Regions from separate parts of the Homo sapiens genome. Here region 2 is linked to region 1. Evidence: chromatin loops called from intact Hi-C (ENCODE). Cell type or tissue: IMR-90. All regions are shown on one strand.

Region 1 (8,000 bases):
AATCCCAGCACTTTGGGAGCCCAAGATGGGTGGACTGCTTGAGCTCAGGAATTTAAGACCAGCCTGGGCAACATGGTGAGACCCTGTCTCTACTTAAAATACAAAAAATTAGCCAGCCATGGTGGCATATGCCTCTGGTCTCACCTACTTGGGAGGCTGAGGTGGGAGGACTGCTTGAGCCCAGGGGCTGGAGGTTGCAGTGAGCCAACATCACACCACTGAACTCCTGCATGGGTGACAGAGTGAGACTCTGTCTCACAAATAAAATAAAATGTTTCTCATCATACTCTGAAAATTAAATACTGGCCAGGCACAGTGGCTCATGCCTGTAATACCAGCACTTTGGGAGGCCAAGGCGGGTGGATCACTTGAGCTCAGGAGTTCGAGATCATGCTGGGCAACATGGTGAAACCCTGAATCTACAAAAAAATACAAAAATTAGCTGGGCGTGGTGACATGCACTTGTGGTCCCAGCTACTCAGGAGGCTGAGGTAGGAGGATCGCTTGAGCCCACAAGGCAGAGTTTGCAGTGAGCCGAGATCACGCCACTATACTCCAGCCTGGAGGACAGAGTAAGACCCTGTCTCAAAATAAAAAACAAACAAACAAAATACCTAAGTACTAACATAAGCATATGAGCACCCCACTCATTATCAAGCAATTCAGTGCAATTTCAGTGCCATAATTGTGTTCATAGTTAGGCTTGGTGTCATGTGCTCTCCTCAAATGCTAGGGTTTGCTTTTAATGTATTCATAAGCAATGCCTAACTGCTGCTGAGGAGGCCTGTCCAAATGTCATGGCAATAGCCTTGCATCTACTGCTGCTGTACTCATGTTCAATATTCTGGCAGAAAGTGATTTTTACTGTAGCCAAAATTTGTGACTAAGGTATTTGCACTAAATAATAAATCTTTAATTTCTCAAGTTACATAGTAAATTGAAACTCTGTTATTTTTGCTAAGGTAAATTAAGCACTATTTGATTTAGGGCCAGAATTAAGGAAAAAACTGGGCTTATATGTCAATGCTTTGTTTGCACCAAGAGCAGGCCAAACAATGTCATAGCACATTTGTACAAAAATGAGAGATTCTGCCGGGCGCGTTGGCTCACGCCTGTAATCCCAGCACTTTGGGAGGCCGAGGCGGGCGGATCACAAGGTCAGGAGATCGAGACCATCCTGGCTAACACAGTGAAACCCCGTCTCTACTAAAAATACAAAAAATTAGCTGGGCGAGGTGGCGGGCGCCTGTAGTCCCAGCTACTCGGGAGGCTGAGGCAGGAGAATGGCGTGAACCCCGGGGGCGGAGCCTGCAGTGAGCCGAGATCGCGCCACTGCACTCCAGCCTGGGCGACAGCGAGACTCCGTCTCAAAAAAAAAAAAAAAAAAAAAAAAAATGAGAGATTCTGCAGTGGACTGATTAGAAAAAGCAGGTGGAAAAATGAGGCATATCACAGCAAACAGAGTAGGGAAGTACACATAAGACAGACTCAAAAAAGCAGAGCTACACTAACTCTTTCCATATTGGTATTTTAAGCTGACATTCTGCTGGTCTTTGCATACGCCAACTTGCAATGACTGCAACAGCCGTGAGCATAAAGGTAAACTGTCTAAGAATTGTTTGTTAAATACTTTCTTTTTATTATCAGCTTTTTTTTTTTTTTGAGACCGAGTCTCGCTCTGTTGTCCAGGCTGGCGTGCTGTGGCACCATCTTGGCTCACTGCAACCTCCACCTCCTGGGTTCAAGTGATTCTCGTGCCTCAGCCTCCCCAGTAGCTGGGATTACAGGTGCATGCCACCACGCCCAGCTAATTTTTTTATTTTTAGTGGAGACGGGGTTTCACCATGTTGGCCAGGCTGGTCTCAAACCCCTGGGCTCAAGAGATCCACCCACCTCAGCCTCCCAAAGCACTGGGATTGCAGGCGTGAGCCACCATGCCTGGCCTATTTTCAGCATTTTCGGTTGCATTATTAATGTAACTAAATCATCAAAATAATGGCTCAGTAACTAAAATAAGCTTATTATCAATATTTTCAAAATTAAAGTGATAATTACCATGACATAAATCTCCAAATCATTTAGGCAACATATAAAACATAAAACAAGCAAGTAAATCTGTCTAGTAATAAATCAAAATTTTGGAAATTCAATATAAATAAAACAACTCCTTCATTTAATTAAGATTGTTTAAATTATATTTCTTAAGGCCTATTTTCATTTATTTTGAAATTTTAATTTGTAAATCTAGCTAGATTTGTTTGAAAAATAATTTAGTATACTAAAATCATGGGCTCTGGAGCCTGCTTGGTCTAGGTTTGAGTTGCACAGCTGACATCTATAAGCTGTGGGATCTTGAACAAATCATATAGCCTATCTCTTTCTTAGTTTCCTTATCTGTAAAATGGAGATAAGAGTAGCACCAAAAATTCCACCATAATTTTTTAAGTGAGATCCAAAAAATTAGGAGTATGAGCTTTGGAGCCATACTTCTTGGATTTTTTACCTGAATTTCCCTTCTCCTCCTGTGTGTTACTACAAGGTTTTATTAAGCCTATCTCATAATGTTGTTGCTATAAAGACTAGATGAGTGTCTGTGTGTGCATATATGTGCATGTACTCCAACCATCCATCCATGTAACCATCCATTCAAAGTGCCTTCATTATTAGTATTATGGGTTTACAGTTGTAAGCACAACAGTAAAGAGTTTACATTTGGTTTCATATATGCACATTAAGTAACATTTTGACACAGTATCAGAGTCTAAAAGGCAATGAGGAGCAAACATAATTTTTTTTTTTTTTGAGACAAAGTCTCACTCTGTTGCCCAGGCTGGATTGCAGTGGCACAATCTTGGCTCACGGCAACCTCTGCCTCCCAGGTTCAAACAATTCTCCTGCCTCAGCCTCCTCTATAGCTGGGATTACAAGCATTTGCCACCACGCTCGGCTGATTTTTGTATTTTTAGTAGAGACGGGGTTTCACCATTTTGGTTTCACCATTGGTTTCACCAGGCTGGTCTCGAACTTTACTCATATATGACTAAAATATAAGACACTACATTTTTTAAATTATATTGTTACCATCCTGTATATCTTAAACTATGTTTATTTTAACCATACCGGAAAACACACTATTTCTGAAACTCCTTAGAGCAGTGGCAGTTTGACAATACAGCAAGGTTTCCTAATATTTTGGTGGCCTACCCTCATGACACATTTTCTTTGTCTATCTAGAAAGCACTGTAGCACTAAACTATACATGCTGACAGGATAACAATTGCTAGTCAGAGGACTACTTGACACCTGCTAAATCCAGCATAGCTTTATTTCTGCTTATTAAATTTAACTGTTTAGCATATTTTCATTTAACATGTGAAAATACTGTTGCAGAAGAAACAGTATCAGTGAATGAAGTAAAAAAAAAAAAAAGAATTTTTTTTCGGTTGGGCACAGTGACTCACACCTGTAATCCCAGCACTCTGGGAGGCCGAGGTGGGTGGATCACCTGAGGTCAGGAGTTCGAGACCAGCCTGGCCAACATGGCGAAACCCTGTCTCTACTAAAAAAGTACAGAAATTAGCCAGGCGTGGTGGCAGGCACCTGTAATCTCAGCTACTCAGGAGGTTGAGGCAGGAGAATAGCTTGAATCAGGGAGGCAGAGATTGCGGTGAGCTGAGATCGTGCCACTGCACTCCAGCCTGGGTAACAAGAGTGAGATTCCGTCTAACAACAACAACAACAACAACAACAATTTTCAATAATGTGGCACAAGTTACTCGTAACAAACAGGACTGCTACCTTTCTTATCCAGGTGTGGATTCCTATTAAAAGACAATTTTCATGGTTTAGAGATATTTTGTGTTTAGAGATCTTTTTTGTCTCACCTTTATGGTTCTGTAAAAACTTTAAATGTTTTTGGAAATAAAATGCTATCTAAATCACAAAGTACTAATTAGTTTTTAAAGAAGGATAGGAGTGAATATTCATTTGCATTTTGGCTTAGTCTTTTTCTATCGAATAATACAGCCATAATAATTTCTTTAGAAATGAGCTGGGATATAAATAAATAATAAAAGCAAATGCTGATGATACACATTTTCTGTTACTGTGTCAAGACACAACATCGTTCTCCTTTGTTGGCATATTTGATTAAATTACTTCATTTATTTTTGCCATGCATGAGATAGTTTTTGTGTAAATTTATGAAAAAATTTTCATACGTGTGCCTTCCTTAAAATGTTTCATTAATGCTCTATGCTCAATTCTGGATATAACAGTGGATACACTTTGGATTACAGCCAATAGATGGCACTGCTCTCACTAGGTAGCAAAGACCACATAAAGGTCTCATTACAGGCACAAATTATTAAGACTAAATATCTGCTCAAATCTGAATTTTTCATGATGAGAGACACATATTAAAACATAATAAATATTTAAAAATCTATGCTTAATAGTTACTGAATAAGAGAGGCCAATTTAAGGCAACCAATTTACTTATTTACCTAAAAACATTTATTGAGTGCCTACTATCACTAGGCACTACAGATATAAAAATGAATAAGATATTTCCTGGTCTCAAGTAATTACACAATAATATGGTTAAGTAATATTAGTAATGGAGATGGTCACAGAGAAGTACGGGGGCTCATCCTGGGGATGGGATGGATCAGTGAAAGCTTTTTACAAAGGAGATGATGCATGAGCTAGTAACCAAGGGGTGAGGGGAGGGGGGAGGTTGTTGGTATACCATATTTTGAACAAAGGGAAAAGCAACAGCAAGGACTAGAATATAAGAAATAGCATAAAAGCATAATGTGGAAAGTATGACTCAGAACATGTCAAGATATAAACCTGTTAGGTTTATATCTCTGTTAGGAGAGCTCTAAATCACTCAGAAGGTATGCTATCTTTTAAGAAATTTGGACTTCATCCTTCATGAAGACTGGAGGTAGGAATCAAACACAGTGGCTGTTGTGGGTAGTCCAGGCAGCAAGCACTAAAGCTTTAACCAGAGCAGTGGCAATAAAGGGTGGAGAGGAAGACATGGTTTTGAGAAATATTTAGGGGATAAGTGTTAGCAAGATATGGTATTTCAGTGTATGTGGGAGATTAGGGATGAGAACCAAGGCTGACACTCAAGATAAGATATTTCTAAGGTCCTTTTGAAATGCCACTGATAATTTCTTACTGATTATTCTTTTAATTGCTATTACATAAAGTAAGTTGCTGTCCTGCTGTTATCCATCCAATCTTTATTCTTTCATAGCACTCTGCACTTTTCCTTCTAAAAACTTATAATTTACAAGAATTACAGCACAATATGCTTGTTATATATTTATTTGGCACCTGCTTCTTCTATTTATTAAATTACACTTCATAAGGACAGAGTCATCTCTCCTGATCTGGTTCATCATTCCATATCTATCACCTAGCCTGATAAATAACTGACACTCAACAAATATTTGTTGAAGAAACACATATTTCTGAAGTTCCAAGATCTACTCATGCTCTGCTTGGCTGATAACTTTCTATAAGGATCAAACACTACTTAAGGCCACATTTGGTAATACCCACAAGAGATGCTGCCTATTCATTAAGTACTTTAGCTTTTTTCAGTGACAGCTTTTCTCACCAGAGTAGGAATGAGTCTTTTGCACATGTCAAGTTAGAAGCTATTTTAGAGTATAATAGGTGCTCTCTGCTCGTGTCAGCTTTCTCAGGGACAACAACCAAAATAACACTCTATAAAACCAAGAAATGTGCTCCTTCACCTTCTGAGTCTTGCCAGGGTTTCTACCATGTCCACTTGCTTTTCCTTCTCTCATGGATATTAATTTACTCTTATGGATTAATACTCTTTCTCAATGCTACCTTAAAATATCACAGTGGTTGGTCAATTCTCTGAAGCTTAACTATCTTTTAAAGAAAAAAATTTCCCCACTCTCATATTTTTATTTTTTTTGGTTTACTGAGGTCTAACTGACACATAAAAATTATATACATTTAAAGTATACAATGTGATGTTTTGATATATGTATACACTGTGAAATAATTGCCATAATCAAACTAATTAACATATCTATTACCTTATATATTTACCTTTTTTGTGGTAAGAGTATTTAAGATCTACTCTCTTAGCAATTTTCAAGTATAAAACACAGTATCATTAACTCTAGTCACCATGCTGTACATTAGATTTCCAGAATTTGTTCATCCTGGGTAACTGAAACTTTGTACTCTTACAGTATGTGTGTAGAGGAAAAGGGGAGTAGGGAGGGCTGTATTTTTTAAAAAACACCCAAGGTTTCCAGCAATTTTCTCTGTGTCAGTTTCTTTGGAATTTCAAGGAAAAAATGAAATAGATGAAAGGAAATAAAAATATTAATTTTTAAATCTAAATATTAAAGGCTGGATTTAAAAATTAGATTATACATCTATTCATAATAAATATTTATTTGAAGAATACGCTGTTCTGGAGCATTTAAAATATTCATCCAATAAATGAAAAAAATTAGCATATACTTTTTACAACCGATATACCAGGTGCTAAGGGACTATATAAGCAGTACAAACATGAGTTTAACCGTAAGGAATTCATAGTTTAATATGGTAGGTAAGATATAGATATAATAATGAGCATAAAGTATTCTAATTCTTAACACTGTTAGAGAGGTACTGTAAGTTGGTATGGTAGTTCAGTATAGGGAATGATTAATTTTGATTGGAGATATAAGAAAGACATATCAATGACATATCAATGACTGACAAAAGCAAGCACGTGTATTTTAATAAGTGCCACTTTTGTCACTGTAAAATTTCTTCTTGAAATACACATTTATTTAGAAACTGACAAACGAGGAGAGTAGATTAGTATAAACATTTTATAAATTGTAACAAAGGTGATTGAGTGAATGAAGGAGGGAAGAAAGAAGTAATATTGGCATTGCATTAAAAGTGATGTTACAGAAATTTCATTGTAAATTTTGACATATGAGTACCATGTATCTGGGAATAACAATTTATGAGACATTTTAGCAATTACCTTTTAAGATACTTCAAAATTTTCTAAACTACATTACTTTATATTTAATGTTTATATAACATTCTTTAAATGGAAATCAGGTGTTCCTCAACTAGTATTGATTTGTGTTATTTTAAAACATATTTTTAAAAGTTGCTTCTCTAAATTTATCAAACTCTCAGAATATGCTACACTTAACTTTAGAATAAACCTGGATACAGCTAACCATGTTACATTTGTTATTTACAGTTAGTACTTGATTACAACTCCCTTAAAGGTAACACACAAAAGCTATGTAATCAAGATTTGTATTCGTTCCTGCGAAAAACCAAATAACATAATTAATTTTTGAATAAACCAATTTAAAAAATTGAACTTAGGTTTATTGTTATGTAGGAAATATTGTGATTAAAGTTTGATGATTACATTTAAAGCATTTATTTTGCTAAATTCTAAAAGAGCCTTCCCCAAAAGTTGAAAGCAATCCATTTACAATTGACTCTCTCTTCACCTCAATAAGATAGCAAAGCAAAGACAACGATTACAAGGGGAGAAAGATTAAATATTTAGTCAATTATGAAAAATATGCTAAATTTTTCTAAGAAAAAAGTAAGGTGCTTTTCAAATTAAGTAAGGTATTTATATAATATCTTATATAAATAAAGTGCTTTTTAAGTGAAGTAAGGTATTTATAAGCATATCTTACCTACTATATTAGACTATAAATTCCTTAAAGATAAATCCATTATACATCCATTATAGTATCTTACCATCTAACTTGTATGCAGTACATGCTAAGTTTTTTAAATCTACTCCTATGGTTTAATACACTTTCTCAAGGTTACCTTAAAATATCATGGTAGCTAAATATCTTAAATGCTACAGAATAGTTTATTTTTAATGATATTTTAACATATTTACCAAAGATATAATCTACATGAACTTAATAGTAACCTGACTACAACTGACATGATGG
Region 2 (8,000 bases), 210 kb before region 1:
GTTCTTTTGTGATGTCAGAAGCAAATGGATACCTAACATAATTGTATTTGAACATTAGTCAGTATAAAGTTATGAGTTCTAATGTCTCTTCTTGTAAGCATATTATGTTTCGGCTCATAAGCTTAGAGAAAATAGTCTATGGCCCCATGTGCCTTAATTTCTCTGAACAGAGCCAATAAAAACACTGGGGTTCAGAAATAGGAAATTAATTTAGTTAACATGTATTTATGCCAGGTGCTAGGCTAGGTGTTGGAGATTTCTGGTTGAGATTTCCAGTTGCTCTCTCAGAGTTCATTGGCAAATCAAACTAATTCTTATTTAGAACTTTTATCTGCAAGCAGTTAAGATCTGACTATACAGTGGGTAGGAACAGGGATTTGTTGTGTTTGCAAGTGCCTTAGCATGTTTCACTTGATCCTAATTTTTGGTAATACGTAATATACTCATTTCTAAGTTTAAGATATACTATTAGAGCTAGATTTTGGATATGAAACCAAGTCTTAGTACTTCAAACATCCTCTACGCTTCCCATTGCACTAGGCTGCTCTGTAGCCTTTCAATCTTTGATAACCTTACATGATTAATAGTTATGATTTTACGTGCTTATTTTATCAATTTTATGTACAACTTTGATCCTTTAAACAGAGGTGGGGTAGGGAGGATGGTAGAAGATGTGAGATGATGTTAATTTCTCTTTTCTAAAAGCAGAGTATTTTGCTATATCAATAATGAAGTGCATCATATAAAATCATAAGGTTTAAAGAAACCACCAAATACTTCAAATTGCACTTACAATATTAGCTTTACTGAAGTATAATTTATCTATAACTGTGCCTATCAAAGCATACAATTTGGTGAGTTTTGGTACATGTTAATTCTGTGTTACCACTACAACAATCAATATATAGAACATGTCCATTGTTACCAAGAATTTTCTTGTGTCTCTCTGTAGTCAATTTCTATCTCTACCCTGACCCCCAGACAACCACAGATCTGCTTCCTGCCACTTTAGATTAGTCTGCATTTTCTAGACTTCCATATAAATTGCATACTCTTTTATATCTGATGTCTTTCACTCAGCATAACGTTTCTGAGATAAATCCATGTTGTTGGGTACATCTGTGGTAATGCTAGTAGAATTCTATTATATGAATATCTGCAATTTTTAAAATCTATTCACCTGCAGATGAACATTTGGGTTGTTTCCAGGTTCTGGCTTTTGAGAATAAGGTTGCTATAACATTCATGTACAACTCTTTGTGTGAACATGTTTTTATTTCTCTTGGATAGTAAATACTGCCCTAGTACTGAAATAGTTGGGTTGTATGGTAGACATATGTTTAACTTTGTAAGACACTGCCAAACTGATTTCCAAAGTGGTTATACCATTTTATGTTCCCAACAGCAGTGTAGAAGAGTACTGGTGCTCTACATCTTCATCAACAGTTGGCGTTATCAGATTTTTAACTCACAGCCATTCTAATTGGTGTAATGTATTTCACTGCTGTTTTAATTTGCATTTCTCTGATGACTAATGATATTCAGCATTTTCTTCATAAGATTATTGGCCATCCTTTCTTTTCTGAATGATCTGTTGAAATCTTTTCTTCATTGTTTAATTGGTTGTTTGTCTTATTGAGTTATGAGTTCTTTATATATACGGAATTGAAGTCCTTTGTTAATACATATTGCTAATATTTGCTTCCATTCTATGACTTGCCTTTTTGTTTCTTAATGGTATCTTTCAAAGAATAAAACTTTTTAAGTTTAAGGAAGTATAATCTATCATTTTAAAAAATGGTTTGTGCTTTTTGTGTCTTATCCAAAAAATCTTTGCATACTCAAGGCTGCAAAAATTTTCTTCTAGAAGTTCTATAGTTTTAGCTTTTATAATTAGGTTTATAATACATTTCAAGCTAATTCTTATGGGTCCCGCATTTTTCTGCTGTGAAACTAAAGCTAATTCTTATGTATGATGTGAGGTAAGGGTCAATGTTTCTTTTCCTCAGTAAGAATATCCAGTTTTTTCAGTCGCATTTGTTGAAAGACTTTCCTTTCCCAATTGAATTGCCTTGGTAGTTTTGTTGAAAATTAATTGATCATATACATGAGGGTTGAGCAAGGTCTCTCTACCCTGCTCCATTGTTCTATATAAGGGGTCTTAAAAAGTTCATGGAAAATGTACATTATAGAAAAACGGTATGGATTTCAATTTTGTCTGCACCAAAATAAACTTGAATTAACTCGTCATAACATGTCTGAACAGGATCTAGTTTGAGGGACTAAGAAGGGTAAGACATCAGTTTGAAAAGAATCCTTATCAGAATATGAATTCTGCAAAGATTGAAGCAAGAACAAACATTAAATTTATAATGAAGCTTGGGTGAAAGAATGGTGAAATCATTGATGCCTTATGATAAGTTTATGTGGACAATGCCCCAAAGAAATCAGCAGCTTACAAATCGTTTTAAGAAGGGATGAGATGATATTGAAGGTGAAGCCTGCAGCAGCAGACCAGGCACATAAATTCGCAAGGAAAAAATTCATCTTAATTGTGCCCTAATTGAAGAGGACTGATAATTAACAACACAAATAGCCAACACCACAGCCTAAACCACAATTCAATTGGTTTAGCTTATGTAATTCTGACTGAAAAATTAAAGTTAAGCAAACTTTCCAATTGATGGGTGCCAAAAATGTTGTGCCCAGATGAGCTGCAGACAAGAGCAGAGATTTCAATGAAAATTACTAACAGGTGAGATGAAATTCTTCAAAGAATTGTAACAGAGGTGAAACATGGCTTTGCCAGTATGATGCTGAAGACAAAGCACAATCAAAGCAATGGCAACCAGGAGGAAGTGGTCCAGTCTAATCAAAAGCAGACTGGTGAAGAGCAAAGGTCATGGCAACACGTTTTTGGGATGCTCAAGGCATTTTCTTGTTAGCTTTCTGGAGGGCCAAAGAACAATACTTATTGAGAATACTTTAAGAAAATTGGCCAAAGCTTTAGCAGGAAAATGTCTGGGAAAGCTTCACCAGAGAGTCCTTCCCCACTATGACCATGCTCCTGCTCATTCCTCTCATCAAACATGGGCAATTTTGTGAGAGTTTTGATGGGAAATCATTAGGCATCCACATTACTGCCCTGATTTGGCTCCTTCTGACTTCTTTTTGTTTCCTAATCATAAAAAATCTTAAAAGGCACCCATTCGTCTTCAGTTAATAATGTAAAAAAGACTTCATTAACATAGTTAAATTCCTAGGACCCTCAGTGTTTTAGGGTTGAACTAAATGGCTGGTATCATTGCTTACAAAAGTGTCTAGACCTTGATGGAGCTTCCATTGAGAGATAAGGTTTATATTTTTTATCTTTTAATTCAATTTCCATGAACTTTTAAAAGTTCCCTCATATGTCTATCCCTATAGTAATATATAGTCTTGATTACTGTAATTTTATACAGTAAGTCTTAAAACAGGGAGTATAGACATCTAACTTTTCTTTTTAAAAATTGCTTTAATTATTCAAGGTTGTTTTCATTTCATGTAAAACTGATTCTGAGTAGAAACTCTGCTCCTACTACTTTATGTTGAGATTTAGCATTAGGATGCAAAGTATTATATATAATAAGATTTAAGTTCAGAAATAAGTTGAAATACAAATGATTAATAAGAGACTTTTCATAGTTTGCTAGGTACAACACTTAAAAAATGCCTATCACTTAAACCAACTTTAAAAATAGTGTCTGGAAATGGATCAATTTATAAAAATGTTATTGCTCACAAATAGATACTGCTATTGCAAATCTTTATTTCTTCTGATTTTAGAGCCAAAAGTTGAGTCATGTTCATGTTACTTTATAAAGTAGTTGCCACATAAGGACATAATGGTCTAAATGACTAAAAACAATGTTGATGCCAAGTTTTTTCTTTTTTGGTCAATGAGTGTAGGCTGGAAAATGTATTCAGGTGTCACTGATGACAGAAAAATCAAAAAGGAGAATAAAGAATGAATGACTAATAGAGAAGGCAACTTTTCAGGGACTTTAAAGAACTTAGGGTGAGCATATATATTTAAGAGTCTGAACCATGAGGGAAAATTCTAACTGTCCAGGGAAAAAAAATGAAGCATGGAGAGATCTCAAATCAAATGGATGAATAATCTGCACTCCTCAAACCATTATTTAAGAAGTAATATACATAAGTATACTAAACTGTGTTCTGAAATCTGCAATTATAATCTCCTTTCCATTTGGTCGTCATTTTGACGCTACTTTATCCTCAATTCAGCTTTTTCTTTCAAAGAAATGCAAATAATATTCTTGGCTTTTAATCAAGACAAGCCCTAAATGCCATATTATCTTTATCATGAAAGTAGGGTACAGCTGGATGCAGCGGCTCATGCCTGTAATCTTAGTGTTTGGAAGGCTGTGGTGGAAGAATCACTTGAGCCCAGGAATTCAAGGCTGCAGTGAGCCGTGATTGTGCCACTGCATTCTAGCCAGGATGACAGAGTGAAACCTGTCTCAAAGGGGAGAAAAAAAAAGTAAAGTAGGCCTTGTGTGTTTTTGTATGTTGAAATACAGTTGGCCAAGCTGTATCAAGGAATATATATGATTATTATTTATTGCTGCTTATTTTGGAGAAGACTGAAATCTTCACAATGTTATGAAAATTATATGATAATAAGACCTATGAATTCTATGCAAAGCTAATTTTTTCAATTAAAATATTCTGGTGAGACAGCTTAATTATTTCATTTAAAAAATTCTACTTCAAGAAAAAAAAGAGTAGCAAACTTTTCAGCTGGAAATCTCAATCAATAACGATCCTACCCTTTATAAAAACAGAGAAAAGTTTCTATATTTTAATGTAATTCTAATACATTATCATATCAATAAAGCAAATCATTCTAGTCCCCACATTTGCTAGATTAAACTGAGACATATATAGAGCCATTCAGATATAGGAAGCATAGCATAAACAAATAAATAAAGGAATTAACAAATGGGAAGTGAGATTATATATTTTAGCCCATTCCTCAGCACCTTTGAAGGAAATCAGCTATAGGAACAATATTATTATTAACCATTAATTTGTTTTTACTAAGTGTTTTTTCATGACAAATACAATGCTTTAAGTCATAAAATTGCAATATAATAAGGCAACTCCAGCTCTATTTACAAGTGAAGTAAGTGACTGTGAATATTAGTGCTCTAAGTTCTAGCTTCACAACTAATGATATAATCTTAGGCAAGTCTTCCCATTAAATTTACATCCTTTTTTTGAGTAAAGATATGGTGTATACTAAAGTGCAAATATGATCTCTGGGCAGAGGTGGCATTTCAGCAGAGGTGAGTTTGTTATTTCATAGAAGAAAACAGGGCCCTGCAACATTGAAAAACTTGGACAAATGAAAAATCCAGAGGATGAGGAACTAATGGAAAGATCAGGATTGTGTGGGTGCTAAACCCTGGGGATAAGGCAGGACAAGGGGTTCCGAAGATGTGGGCAGTAGAAGGAAGGAGAGTAAAGAGACAACAAATAGAACATGTACAACAGTCTTGAACTTCACATGGAGATCTGCTGGTGACTAGCGTGGGATGACAGTGGCTCTAGGGCATAATCTCTAACCATAACAACATAATTTCTAAGCAATCTATTAATATTTCACTTATTTTAATTCTTATGGAGTCATAACATTAACTACCACCAATAGGTGACTAGTCTTCTAAAAATATGTGATCTTCGGGAATGGAGAGATGGTAGTGGCAATCATTCTGTTATGTCTCAAAATTTGGGCAGAAAATGTATTAATCCATACAGATGGAGAAATCTGCAAACCTCTTAGGTATGTTTACCAGTTTGTAGTATCTGTAACTACATAACCAGGGAATAACCAGGGAATTCTAGTTATGTTAGATAAGCATGCCATTTCAATCCAAGCAAAAAATATGGGAATAAAATTCCAACCCATGAAGACTAAGACTGATTATAAATAAAAATTTTATATATACCCACATACATAGACATGCATAACACACTTCTAGGTCTACTTAAACTCATTTAATAATCACAAAACTATCACATAACAATGTTAGCAATAAACATAAACCTTTGAAAATGAAACCACTGCAAATCCACAATTAATTTGAAACATTTCAAGAAGAGTTTTTACAGGCTGACTCAGGGCTTGATCCTGTCAGCCAGATGGACATAGGAGGTCAATATTCCAGAAGCAATAAGACAGTGATTAGGCAGACAGTAAAAACAATTCCCTGGAATCAATTACTGTCCAACACATCAGAAAGTCATTTGACCCAAATACTCAGGAAATGGATTTAAAAGATAATTTTCAGTGTCTCTTTGCTGCCCATTTCTCAAAGTCTTCTATAGTAAACACATTCAAAAAGCCAAGTACTACCTTAAATAATCTCTGACTGCAAATAGTCTGTTCAAAAGTGATGACTACAAGAAGGATTCTTCTAAATAAGACAAGTTTAATTGTTCCTCCATGTGCTGATTGCTAGGAGAACATATTTATTTCTTTGTGTCTGTCTAGTCAGAGACACTGTGAAGCTGTAAGCTTTAAGAAAACCTGATCTTGTCCAAAAGGTTATCAACCACTCTGAAATTCTGCTACAAAATAGAATGGGCCAATTTAATTTTCCAAATTAAATTTGGAAAAGTGGAAGATACTTGTTTACCTCTCATAAGAATTTCTAGAGAGTATTTAAAAACTACCTTTGACTGTCCTTGAAACTACTCAAGGCTGACCTTAATAGAAGGATTCTATTTCTATTTCTTCTCCAGTCCGTCATTCAACAGAAGTGACCACTTCTTCATTCCTGAAACTTTTTTTTCATTTGGCTTCCATGACATCATACACTTCTGGTTTTCCTTTTCCTCACTGGTCACAATTCCTCATTTTTCTCTACTGGCACCTCTAACATTAGAGTACTCCAAGGCTCAATGTAGGCTCCTTTCTCTTCTTTATCTATATTCTCTCTCTAGGTAACATATAGTTATAAACACCATTTGTAGGCTGGTGACCCTCAAATCTTTAGCTCTAGCCTTAACATCTTTCCCAAACTTTAGACTCATATGCCACATCTTCAATTCTTCTCTCTCACCCCTTAAATTCAAAGCATCACTTTTAATTGGCCTCTTAACTCATTTAGAATAAAGTTTACATTTTATGCTCTTACTTACGAAGGCTGGTATAATCTGGCTCCTGCTAAACTCTTTAACCAAATCTCTACCCCTTGCCAAACTGGCCTTCTTCAGGGTTCTTAAGCATTTGAAATTTATTTTTTAGCTTATAATCTTTACAGAAGGTGTTTCCTCCATCTAGAATGCTCTTTGGGTGGCAAGTCCCTCCTTGTTATTCAGATTTTAGCTTAAATGTCAGCTCCTTAGGGAGACCTTCCCAGAGCACTCAGTCTGAACTAGCCACTGGTCCCTTTCTAGCACAAGAGATAGTAAAGAAAACACTGGTCACTCTCTAATACGAGAGAGTAGAGAAACCGCTGGTCACTCTAATGTAAGAGAGTAAAGAAACCAGTTACTTGTGAGGCTATTACAGAAGTCCGGGCAAGAAATGGTGAACACCCAGACCAGGGTTAGCACAGGAGATAAAGATATTTGGGATGTAGAATTAACAAAAATTTGTGGAAGGTAAAAGAATTATGAAAATAAAGGCTGATTTCCAACTTTCTGGATCAAGCAACCAGATAAATGATGGTTCATTCATTACAACGAGAAAGACCTGAATGGGTGTAGTTGAGTTCAGTTTTGAAGATGATAACTTTGAGATGACTATATGTTAAAACAAAAAAAAAGTCTTCAAGTCTGGAGTTCGGAAGAGAGAGCCTGTACTTCAGATAAAAATTTGGAAGTAATAAGTATACATATTCACACTAGTGAAAAATGATAAATTCACCTGAGATAGAAAAGAAAAAGACTGAGTTCCTGTAAACAACACTTGGAAATCAAGAAGAAGA

Evidence for each region. Hi-C counts contacts between places; a loop is a spot of excess contacts. Peaks named below come from ENCODE experiments on the same cell type or tissue, not always from the same donor. Only the 100,000 strongest peaks of a DNase experiment are listed, where the experiment ranks them.
Region 2: a loop joins it to region 1, with 2.6 times the contacts of the local background. A loop is called at or near these places in 4 of 110 quality-filtered maps.

Annotation. Positions count from the first base shown.
Region 1 is chr3:158,309,834-158,317,833 of GRCh38, reverse strand. All of the region lies in intron 5 of RSRC1 (arginine and serine rich coiled-coil 1), which reads right to left. Among named protein-coding and RNA genes, the nearest start is that of RSRC1, 200 kb to the right of the region's middle. In IMR-90, a CTCF peak has its summit at 4,322 (motif pointing right); no DNase peak of the experiment used is centred here.
Region 2 is chr3:158,518,851-158,526,850 of GRCh38, reverse strand. The region is part of intron 7 of RSRC1 (arginine and serine rich coiled-coil 1); the gene reads right to left. It overlaps UC.134 (long non-coding RNA uc.134), which reads right to left and starts at 143. Exons shown (of 1, transcript NR_148407.1): 1 at 1-143. In IMR-90, no CTCF peak of the experiment used is centred here; a DNase peak (open chromatin) is centred at 3,910.